Linked DNA regions of Mus musculus: regions 1 and 3 are each linked to region 2. The links are chromatin contacts, found by Hi-C or POLR2A ChIA-PET in ENCODE. All regions are on one chromosome and are shown on one strand. Each heading gives the region's core, a stretch centred on a gene start or an enhancer-like site at or near the end of the contact. The rest is flanking DNA. Distances are from core to core; before and after follow the strand shown.

Region 1 (3,770 bases), core at 30-2,529, 56 kb after region 2:
CTCCTCTACAAGCTGACAGATTCTGGCTTCTCCTGAATTGCTCTGTTTGGCCTAATACTAACTTTGGCAGTATGTTCTAATCTTCTGGCTCCTTCTCATTTTTTGGCTCAGTCTGTTTTCACCTGTGTCTAGCTTGTTCTCTCTCTGCAACACATCTCTGTACAACTGTCCCAGTAAAAATTCTCCCTTCCTTTCTCTCTCCACTGCCCCTAAAGTAGCTTCCTTTTCCTCTCTCTTCTTGTGAGAGTTGGGAATATCCTGTTCTGTCAAATCTTTGATTTCACTTTGTCTACCACTCAACTAGACATCACTTTTAAACATGGGAGCTTCCTTCTACAAACTAACCTTCCTTGTTTGGGTTTAAAGTGTTTACTAAGGGTGTTTCTGAATTCCAGCCAGAGAGATTAAATGTGTGTGTTAAGGGCTGAGCTACACCACAAATAGAAACAGGTTTTGGTTGTTGTTGTTGTTGTTGTTGTTTTTTCTAGTAAATAATACAATCTTGGAGATCACAGTGTGATCAAATGTCCTGCAACATCCTAGAGCATCCTTATTATAAATGAATTCTGTATTTTAACTGTTACATGCTTGACCTCCACACCCTCTAAACTAATGTATTGAAATCCTGACTTTCAAGGTCATGACTTTAGGAAGTTGAGTCTGGGAAAGAATGCTGACCCTGACTTGACCCCTAGCCTAAGAACAGGGCCAAGGAATGGATTCCCACCAATCCCCGAGCTAGTCCTAAACTCAAGATTTGAAATCCTACCAATATCCACCCTGGAAAGCCCAGTCTCCCAAAAAACCCTGTATAAACCCTGTCTTTTGCTCAGTTTCCTGCTGTATAGAGGCTGCTGCCCCTCCTGGATTCACCTCCTCCCCCTAATTAAATCTCTTGCGTGAGGTTTGTTGTGTGATGTGACTTTGTGCTTTTTGGCTCCCAGGATTGGAGGCTCCAAAGGATTGCCAGGATACCTCTCAGAGCAGATCAAGCTGGGGACATCATCGCCTGCCAGAGCGGTGCTGTTACACTTGGATTGGGGAAACTAACATTTCTATAGGGGACCCTTTCCCTCCAGAGCAGCAACACATATTAGGTCTCCAATTATTTGTCTTTGTAATCAGTGAACGGACACTTCACTGGAGATCTTTAAGGTACTAGACAAACGAACAAGGACCTAAGCGTAGAAAGGCTGCAAGAAGGAAGTTTGGCCAGGAGAGGGAAGCCTGGGGCGGCACCTGTAGTGCCTGCTGCACCCTGCCGGAAGGGACGGGACTTGTTATGGGCGTGGCCAAGAGGAGGGGTGGGACCTGCAGTGCGGAGCCCAGGGTAGCGGCGGAAGATGGCTGCGGTTGTGGCAATGGACACCCAGCTGATGCTCGGAGTCGGGCTGATCGGTGAGGACGCAGGCTCTCTGTCTGCCAGGCCATGCCGCAGCTCCGCCTGGGTTCTGGGATCCCCCGGGCTGCTTCGCCAGGGAGAGGCTAGACTTGGGCCGAGGACTTCGGCCTCCTCCCGCCGGGGCTGACGTGGGGCCTGCGGGCGGGCGGGCGGGCGGGCGGGCGGGGCTCGATACTCCCGTTGACCGCCTGCTTTGGGACTATGGGTTGGAGAGCTAGGGCCCGGCTGCGTTTGTTTGCGGCTCCCCGGGAGTATGGGTGACACCCAGGGAGCCCCGAGTGCCATTGGCAGGACATGCCAGGAACTGGCAGAACCGATGTTGAAACCCGTGCAGGGTCATCCCGAGCCCCTACTCCCACGGTAGAGAACTTCGTGTCAGTTGATCCTGATGGCTCTGGAGTTCCTTCTTGGTCACATATGGGACCCCAGCTACTTAATAGGAATTCATATGGAGGAAATTCATAGGTATCTTTTATAGTCCCAACTGTGCGTGACCGTTGGCAGCCCAAGCAGGTGGTAGGTGATAGCAACGCGCGGCACGAATGAATGAACCTTTATGAATTCCTTTGAATAGTCTCTCTCCTGAGGTTCTAATTAATACAAGTAGGACACTACTGTTCCTGGCAGAGTGCAATCGTGTTGCATAGGCTTACCAAAGATCTGCTGTTATTATTTTTCAGGAGCTCAAAGAAGTGTCTTTATCTTGTACTCGCTTTTTCTTTTTGTGTAAAATTTAAATTTTTTTGGTGTGAATGTTTGCCTGACTGTATGTTTGTGCACCTTGTTTCCCAGTGGAGGTCAGAAGAGATCATCAGATCCTCTGGACCTGGAGCTCATATAGGTGCCGGAAATAGAACCCAATCCTCTTAAAGAACAGCTAGTGCTCTTAACCGCAGAGCTATCTCTAGTCCTCTTGTATTCATTTCTTCTTCTTTTTTCTTTTTTTCTTTTTCTTTTTTTTTTTCTTTTTTTGGTTTTTCGAGACAGGGTTTCTCTGTATAGCCCTGGCTGTCCTGGAACTCACTTTGTAGACCAGGCTGGCCTCGAACTCAGAAATCCTCCTGCCTCTGCCTCCCAAGTTGCTGGGATTAAAGGCGTGCGCCACCACCGCCCGGCATCTAATGTGATTTTTAAATTGCTTGAAAACAAAACCTATGTACCTCAGGCATCTTGGACCTGTCAGCACTTCAGAATTAAGACTGAATTAAACTGTGAAGATAAAAATGACTTACAAATGGCCAGGGGTTGATGCACACCTTTAATTTTAGCGCCCAGGAGCCAGAGGCAGGCAGGTTCAAAGTCAGGTCTACAGAGTTCCACGACAGCCAGGGCTGCACAGAAAAACTCGTTCCCAACAAAACAAACAAACAAAAACAAAAAAACCCTGCAACATATTTACAGCTCTTTAGTTTTTATTTTCCTTAGATTTTATTCTTACATGCACTTTAAAGGATATTTATTTCTAAGGTATGTGGTGGTGGCCTGCATTTAGCTTCAGTACTTGGGAGGTAACAAGTGGATCTCTGAGTTTTAAGGCCAGTCTGGTCTATGCAGGAAAGTGCCAGGAAAGCCAGGGCTACACAGGGAAATCCTGTCTCAAAAAAAAAAAAATTTGTTTCTAAGTAATGGGGTTATCAGAGGTATGGTGACATAAATCTATAAGTTATCAACTACTTTGGGAACTGAGCCAGCCCCTCAAGTTATTTCCTTTTTTTTTTTTTTAAATTGAGGTATTTATTTTGGTGAGAAAAGCATACGATTAGATGGCTTTTATTGTTATTATAAAAGTTTGGCGGCTGGGCGTGGTGGCGCACGCCTTTAATCCCAGCACTAGGGAGGCAGAGGCAGGCGGATTTCTGAGTTCGAGGCCAGCCTGGTCTACAAAGTGAGTTCCAGGACAGTCAGGGCTATACAGAGAAACCCTGTCTCGAAAAAAAAACCAAAAAAAAAAAAAAAAAAAGTTTGGCATAGTGGTAGAGCTCTTGCTTAGCATTTAAGATACATTGGGTTTAGTCCCCAGCAATGAGAAAAATGTGAAATTTAAGGTTTCACTATCTCCTTCATTGCTGGGGAAGGGGGAGATTAAGGATCTAACTCAGGGCTTCAAGTAGCTCTGTCTATAAACCTAGGCCTCTCCATCCCCCCCCCCCTTTAAAAAAAAGATTTATTATGTATTAAGTACACAGTTGCCCTCTTCAGACACACCAGAAGAGGGCATCAGATTCCATTACAGATGGTTGTAAGCCACCATGTGGTTGCTGGGATTTGAACTCAGGACTTCTAGAGGTTCTGAGTTCAATTCCCAGAACTCAGTGTGCTTAATCACTGTGCCATCTCTCCAGCCCTCCATTTTTCCCCTTAACAACTC
Region 2 (3,400 bases), core at 518-3,017:
TGACATAGTCACTGTTTGACCTTCAAGAACTCCATCTCTTCTTGTGGGGGGAGGGGTGTCCTCATTTTCTTCACCTGTAAAGACTAAATTAGATGATCCCAAAGATCCCTCTTACAAGTGATCTGTTTCACCCGCACATTCATTCTAACCCTAACCCAAACCAGAACCAAATTCTGAGCATCCTTTGTATAACCCAACAGACACACTGTGGCATTGGTTTGCCTTACTGGCCTTCATTGGACTTTGCTGGCGGATGCCGGTCTTCACTGACAATGCTCTGACATTGGCGTGATTTCTTTGCTGATCTTCACTTTTCGTGACTTCATAGAGAGTAACTTGCAAAAACAAAAAAAAAAAAACCCTCATATTTTGGCGGCTTCCTGCCACTTCCATGGACCCACGCCCATTGTTGGAGCCTCATGGTTTCTTCTGGATTGGTCTGCAGCTACTGATTCATGTTTGGTGACACTATTGAACTGGACTGCTGATATCCTGACAACAAAGGTCGGAATAACTACTTCTAAACAGGTCCATGACCCCCTTGTCCTATTAACCGTTCTTCCTCCCCTACCTTTGGTAGGCTATAAGGTAGCCTGATGTGTTGAAGAACCTTTATTGAAGTAGGTTTGTAAAAAAAAAAAAAAAAAAAAAAATCTAAGCCAAAACATGTGAATGTGACCTACCACCCAAAGAAAACTCACAGCATCAGAGGAGAGGTCTTACCACCTTGCTTCCATTGACACTGTACGGTACAGAGTGGGAAAGCTAGATCAGCCCTCTCCTCTGCAGAGCATTTTCTGACCCTCATCCTAGGTCACATTCCAGAAGAGTCCTCGGTGTCTTTTCCTAGTTTCAAATTATTTTTTGAGGTTGTTGGTGTTTATCACTTTAAGTTGCTTCTTTTCCAGGGAAGAGCAAGACTACTTCTTTCCCTCCTAGTAAGTCCTTTATTTTCCAGGGTTTTACCAAAAAGAGAAAATGTTATCTGTTTCAAAGCATTGAATATGCTGTTTTTCAAGTTCCACAGACCCTAGATTTCCATATAAGCACCCTGAAGAGGAGCTTCACACAAACTGGTCCGTAGTAAGAATTTCTAGCCCAGTTGTAGCCTCCACCTAACCTAAGTAAGTGAACAGCCTACGGCCCCAATTTCTGAACACCTGTTGGACCTGTTTTGATCCTCCACTACTCACTACCATATAAACTATATAAATCGTGAGCTTCCTCCCTGAGCCTCAAAGTTTGTGGGAGGACTTCACCCTGTGGAAAGTGCTCCAGAGCGCTGTGCCAACTGAAGTCACTGGGTCTTTAGCTGGGCTCTGATGGGAGCTAGCGCCTAGCCTTGCCTCCCCCAGCTTTTCTTGCTGATGATGATAAAAAGGAAAGTGGTAGCTTCAAACCATAAACCCGGTCCAGCCAAACCTGCAAGTGGATGCAAGTGCATCCCAGTTGCTTCATTGCGATCTGTGCCATTGGCATCCTCAATACCCCGCAGTGAAAAAAACAAAAACAAAAACCCAAGCTGGGTTACCGGCTGAGGTCTCCACGCTCGTGCAAAAGCAAGCCCCAGCCACCGCCTCATTCAGTCGCTTTCTGCACAGCCATTCCCTCCCAGCAAGCGCCGCCCGCCCCTTCCCCGATCGCCACCAATCAGCGTCCCGACCGGCGCCCGCGGAGTCAGGTCCGCAGCCATTGAGCGCCAGGGCCCGAGGCGGCGCCTCACCCGCCCCCTCGCAGGATGCCAGGCGCCCCGCAGCTGGTGAGGTGGGCGCAGCGCACGGGGCGCAGGAAACGCGCGGGGCTGGAGAAGAGCGCGCGCCCGCCTCCGCTCCGCCTCCGTCCGGGGGCGCGGGCGCAGTGGCCCGGGCGGAGGATCGCAGGGGGCAGGGCCGAGACAGCGAGGAGGGGCACAGGAGAAAGCGGGAGCGATAAAAGGAAGCAAGGCTGCCCTACCCCACGGCAGGCCGGCGGGCAAGCTCCTGCGTCCCTTCCGTCTGGCCCTTGCCGGCGGCGGCGGCGGGGAGGCGCGCGGCCCGCTGCCGGCCCATGGAGGCTTTCCCTTGGGCGCCACGCTCGCCCCGCCGCGCCCGCGCCCCCGCGCCTATGGCGCTCGTGCCCAGCGCCCGCTACGTGAGCGCCTCGGGCCCGGTGCACCCGCAGCCCTTCAGCTCCTGGAACGACTACCTGGGGCTTGCCACGCTCATCACCAGGGCTAGCGACCGCGGCTCCCCGCATGAGGGGCCCGGGCCCACGGCGGCGGGGCCCACGATGGGGCCGCCCGAGGACGATGAAGACGATGACGGCGAAGAGCCGGAGGCCGGGGGCCGCTACCTGGGCGGTGCGTTGGAACTGCGCGCACTAGAGCTGTGTGCCGGCCCCGCTGAGCCCGGGTTGCTGGAGGAGCGCTTCGCTGAGCTGAACCCGTTTGCAGGGCGCGCCGCCGCGGTTCTGCTGGGCTGCGCGCCCACCGCCTCCACCACCGCCGCCGCCGCATCCACGGCCGAAGTGACGCCGCGCGAAGAGCCAAGCCCTGCGTGGGCTGCCGAGCCTCGTCTGCACGCGGCTTCCGGGGCGACCGCCGCACGTCTGCTGAAACCGGAGCTTCAGGTGTGTGTGTTTTGCCGGAACAACAAGGAGGCGGTGGCGCTCTACACCACACACATCCTCAAGGGCCCGGACGGCCGGGTGCTGTGCCCGGTCTTGCGCCGCTACACGTGCCCCCTGTGCGGCGCCAGCGGCGACAACGCACATACCATCAAGTATTGCCCGCTCTCCAAAGTGCCACCGCCCACCGTCCGCCCGCCGCCGCGCAGCAACAGGGACAGCCTGCCCAGCAAGAAGCTGCGCTAGGAGCGGGCTGCATCAAGCTGTGTACACCTGAAACCTGCGCTCCTCTCCCTTGCCTCAATTTGGGAAGTCGTCTTGATTTTACGGAAGCCGCAGGAGCGCAGCACTTTCTTGTGGAGTGGTCGGTCTCTGACGTTGAAATCTTGAATTTTGTCCCTAGTTTCTAAAACGCGCATCCAGAACGGTGAGGGCTGAGCGGGTGTACCACCGGTTGAGTTGCGGTGAATGAGGCGCTGTTTACTGTATACGTCGGCCTAGTTTAGGTGCGCAACCGTATGAAATTGTCTCTCATCTTGGATGTTTCGTTTTATGAATGGAGGCACTTTATAACGTCTAAAGTATTTTTAATAGCCTCTGAACTGAGTGTAAAACTAACAATTGTATGGAATGTCGGCAAAATGACTTTTATTGTTTGATGCAATTAATTTATTTTAGTTTGTCATTCTAATTGCAGGTAAAGCAACTTAGTGCACTTCCCAGTATTGAGAGGGTGTTCTTCCTCGTGGCTTGTTTCTGTCCTAGATGGGAGGCTTAAAGGCACAATCTGTAGCAG
Region 3 (3,623 bases), core at 818-3,317, 35 kb after region 2:
AAAACATTTAGGTAAACCTTTCTTAAAAGTGAAAACCCATTTTATCATCTACTTGTTCTACAAACAGTGCCGCACGTGTGATAGACAATCTGCTCCTGTCAAATCCCTGGGAAGCTAAGGCATCACTACTTGCTACTTGGGAAACTGTAATGGGGCTGCAGCAAGAAGTCAATACGGGCCTTAGGGAAAATGCACCAAGACCCAAGTTAGCCACACAGTACCACAAAGTCCTAGTCTACTTTGCTAACACTCTCCCCAGCTTACTCATCATTAATCAAGTCAACTTAGAAACTGTGAAAAGAAATTTAGAACACATTATGTAACCTTTCTACTTTAAAACTTTATTGTAATATTAACCAAGTTCACATGAAGATTCCAAACAGGAGAAAGATAAGGTCAGCATGTTACTATGTATGTATGTAGGCCAAAGACTGTAGTGCTTTAACTAGACTACTATGGTAACTGCTGCTAAATGTTACAACTTAAACATATATTAATAGCTATACCTAGTAAGTCTATCCAATTCCATTTTCTACAGCACAATGCAATTCTAAGTTTCAAAACATTAAAAGTCCTAAATTAGCTAGTTCTATTTTCAATAATAGATTAGTACTAGAGGTATTGGGTGACCCACAGTGCATTATTATTCTACTCCAGACTGCTTCCTAACCACAAAAAATATTAATGTATGTAACCAACACATCTTCATTCCTGAAAATTATCAGCAGTATTCTTTTATTATAAGTTTTGAGTCAAATGGCCTTTTCACAAAATGTAACTTCCACTTCTAACAAGCTTGCCAAACAAAAACCTGCAACATACATGGTTTATTTTTCCAGTTTGGACTGGAAGGGTTGAAAAGGGCACAAATACTGAATTATCAGGTTTTATTTTAAAAAATAAAAAGCAATTTTTAAAGGTCAGATCAGATATGCGCACACGAGTTTTCCACGACACAATGTCAGAGATCCGGGCAAGTCTTTCCTGCAAGCACTAGGCTTAATTAAGCACACGTATGGAAATAGAAATAGCACTCAGTGGCTCTGCGGTGGAGGAAAAACAAAAAAACAAAAAACAAAAAGCTGATCTGGATATCAAGAGACCTTGGTCTTAGTTTTCTGACACTCCCAAGTGACCTTGGGGAAATCACTCTTTCTAGGGCTTGTCTGGGTAGATCATTTTTAAATCCCTAAAGAATACTAACTTTACTGGATTCGAAATACTTTCGAAATGACCCTCATCATTTCGGGGGGTGGGGGGGAGGACACCACAGGAAACAAGTTAATGGAGCAGAGGCCTGAAGTGCAAACTAGTAGTGAGGGAAGTAGACCCTGACCCAGAAGGCCTCCGCGTGGGATCAGGAACCAGACGTGCCCGAGAGGTGGAGTGAAGGTAGACTAGCCGGCTCCCGACCCCGGCGGGAGGTGGAGCGGAGGTTCTCGCGTGCATTGTCCCCGGGAGGGAGCCATGTTTCCTCCTCCCGGCACTCCCAGATGGCGGCAGGGAGCGCGGGGCTTCCCAAGCAGCCCGCGGGTTTGAAAAGCCAGCAGAAGGCCGATCGTAGCGAAGAATCGCAAGACCCGAGAGTCCTGACCCGCTGGGCCGTGGCCCTGCGACGCAAGCCTCGGGCGGCAGCCACTCAACACACACCAGAGCGACGGTTCCTGATCCGCGCCTTCCGCCGCGGCCCGCTTGAGTAGGGAGGCCGTGCGCAGACGCGGCCCGGTGGCGGCGGCCGTGACCACTGGCCTCCACAGCCCGGGCTGCGGGCAGCAGGCGGAGGCCCTCGAAACTCCCAGGCCTCGGGCCGGCCCTGCGCGGCGCGACCCGCTGCCTTACTCACCGTTGGCGCGCTTGAGGGCATTTTCCGGCCTCTGGAAATAGGCCGGCATCTTGACGGTACGCTCAGTTCACCCGGCGTCAGCGAACTCCCTAGTGGCCTGGACCGGGAGAGAAGGCGGAGGGGAACTAGCGCGAGCTTCCACGCGCCTCGCCAGCAGATGCCCGCGCCCAGCCGGCCAGAGACGGAAAGGAAGGAACCACGTGATTCCCTCGCGGCGGCAGCGCCGCCGCCCGAGCCCCGGATGTAGGAGGCAGGCCTTTGCGCATGTTCCGCCTTTCTCCGCGCGCAGGCGCGCTGGCGTCTCGAGCGCGGGCTGACGTGGCGCTGGGTGCCGAGCAGCGCGAGCTGTGGTGTTCTTTGGTTGCGGGAGGGAACCTTCGGGACCGTTTTCTCCGACCACCTCTGCCCCCCGCGGACACAGAGTGGGAAAGGGAAATTTGCGGTCTGATCTGCGACGAGAAAAGGCAGTGTCTACACAGTCATAGCCAAAATGACGTGCGCGGAAGCAGGCCGCGTTAGGGTCGCATCGCCTCTGCCGGGACCTCTCCTGGAAAGGTTGAAAATACTGAACGGAAGTGCTGACCCCGTATCGCTGGCCAGTGGTGTTCATCCCTGAAAAATAGGTCACCAGTCACTTGATTGACAAGGAAGGGGAGGGAACAAACGAATAATAAACAGAGTTATTTGGTATCCTCCTAGGGTTAGTGTCCCAAGGATTCCCGAAAGAAGGGGAGTAGAAGACCCAGGAACCTGGCTTGTATATTTGAAAATACGCGAGTGTCATCGATTTTTACATACAGCTCACGTCACAAACAAATATAAGAAATGTGTTGGTGAAGAAATGGCTTATTGCAAGCCATGTCTTTTATTGCTACCTAACAAATGTAGTGTTCACAGATTAATTACTATGCTTAGAGCTTGAAAGCCATTTAAACCGCGTCGAATTATTAGGCTCTTGGTAGGAAATTAACTTGAGTTCAGGGCTGTGGCTGTACAGTGGCTGAGCGCTCCTCTAGCACACACAGGGGCCTCCATAATCCCTGGCACCACACAAAGGTTCAGAGAAAATTCAGGAAGAAAAGAATAAATTATTGTAAGTTTATTACATATTTTACAATAGTATGGGACATGTGAGTTAATGAGATACTGTGTCAATGAATGAGGAAACCTTAAAAAATAAATAAAACCTGAGCGTGGTGAGAATCTACGCCTTTGGCCTTTGATCCCAGCACTCAGGAGGCAGAGTCAGGCAGATCCCTGTTAGTTCCAGGCCAGCCTGGTCTATACAGGGAGTTCTATAGACCAAAGCTACACAGAGGAAAACCTTTCTCGAAAAACAAATTAATGAGAAATATTTTAAAGCTATTTAAAGGTCTGAAGAGATACTAATCTTGCAGAGCACTCTAGTTCAGCCACATCAGACTGCTCATAACCACCTATAACTCTAGTTTTGGAGTATCTATCATCTCTGGCTTACCCAACACTTGCATTCACATGAACATACCCACTCAAAGATACAGGGCACACTAAAAACAATAAAAAATATGTTAAAGTTCATTTCAAGAGTTCTTCCTCCAGAATGCTTAGACCATGCTAAATCATGAACTTTCACCTTCCAAAACAAGTACCCGGACAGGATTGGTGTAAAAGAGCATCCAGTATTTACAAGCTTTACCAACTGTTTTATGGGCATGATCAAAGGGTTTCTTTGTGTATATTATAGTTAAGTCAAATTTTAAAAGCCAAACATAAAGAGCAAATAGTTCTTTCATGCAGTTTT

Evidence for each region. Hi-C counts contacts between places; a loop is a spot of excess contacts on that map. ChIA-PET counts read pairs that join two places held with the same protein, here RNA polymerase II (POLR2A).
Region 1: POLR2A ChIA-PET joins it to region 2 with 18 read pairs in Patski. The contact joins the promoter of Dennd10 here to the promoter of Nanos1 in region 2. A Hi-C loop is called at or near these places in 2 of 37 maps with a recorded cell type or tissue (T-helper 17 cell and gastrocnemius). POLR2A ChIA-PET finds 5 or more read pairs at or near these places in 3 of 5 experiments (Patski and embryonic stem cell).
Region 3: POLR2A ChIA-PET joins it to region 2 with 48 read pairs in embryonic stem cell. The contact joins the promoter of Eif3a here to the promoter of Nanos1 in region 2. POLR2A ChIA-PET finds 5 or more read pairs at or near these places in 4 of 5 experiments (Patski and embryonic stem cell).

What each region holds. Positions count from the first base shown.
Region 1 is chr19:60,810,276-60,814,045 of GRCm38, forward strand. It overlaps Dennd10 (DENN domain containing 10), which reads left to right and starts at 1,280. Exons shown (of 9, transcript NM_026437.4): 1 at 1,280-1,398. The coding sequence starts at 1,344.
Region 2 is chr19:60,754,220-60,757,619 of GRCm38, forward strand. Nanos1 (nanos C2HC-type zinc finger 1) reads left to right here and starts at 1,768. Exons shown (of 1, transcript NM_178421.3): 1 at 1,768-3,400. The coding sequence starts at 2,047. The coding sequence ends at 2,850.
Region 3 is chr19:60,788,626-60,792,248 of GRCm38, forward strand. It overlaps Eif3a (eukaryotic translation initiation factor 3, subunit A), which reads right to left and starts at 2,068. Exons shown (of 22, transcript NM_010123.3): 1 at 1,844-2,068. The coding sequence starts at 1,892.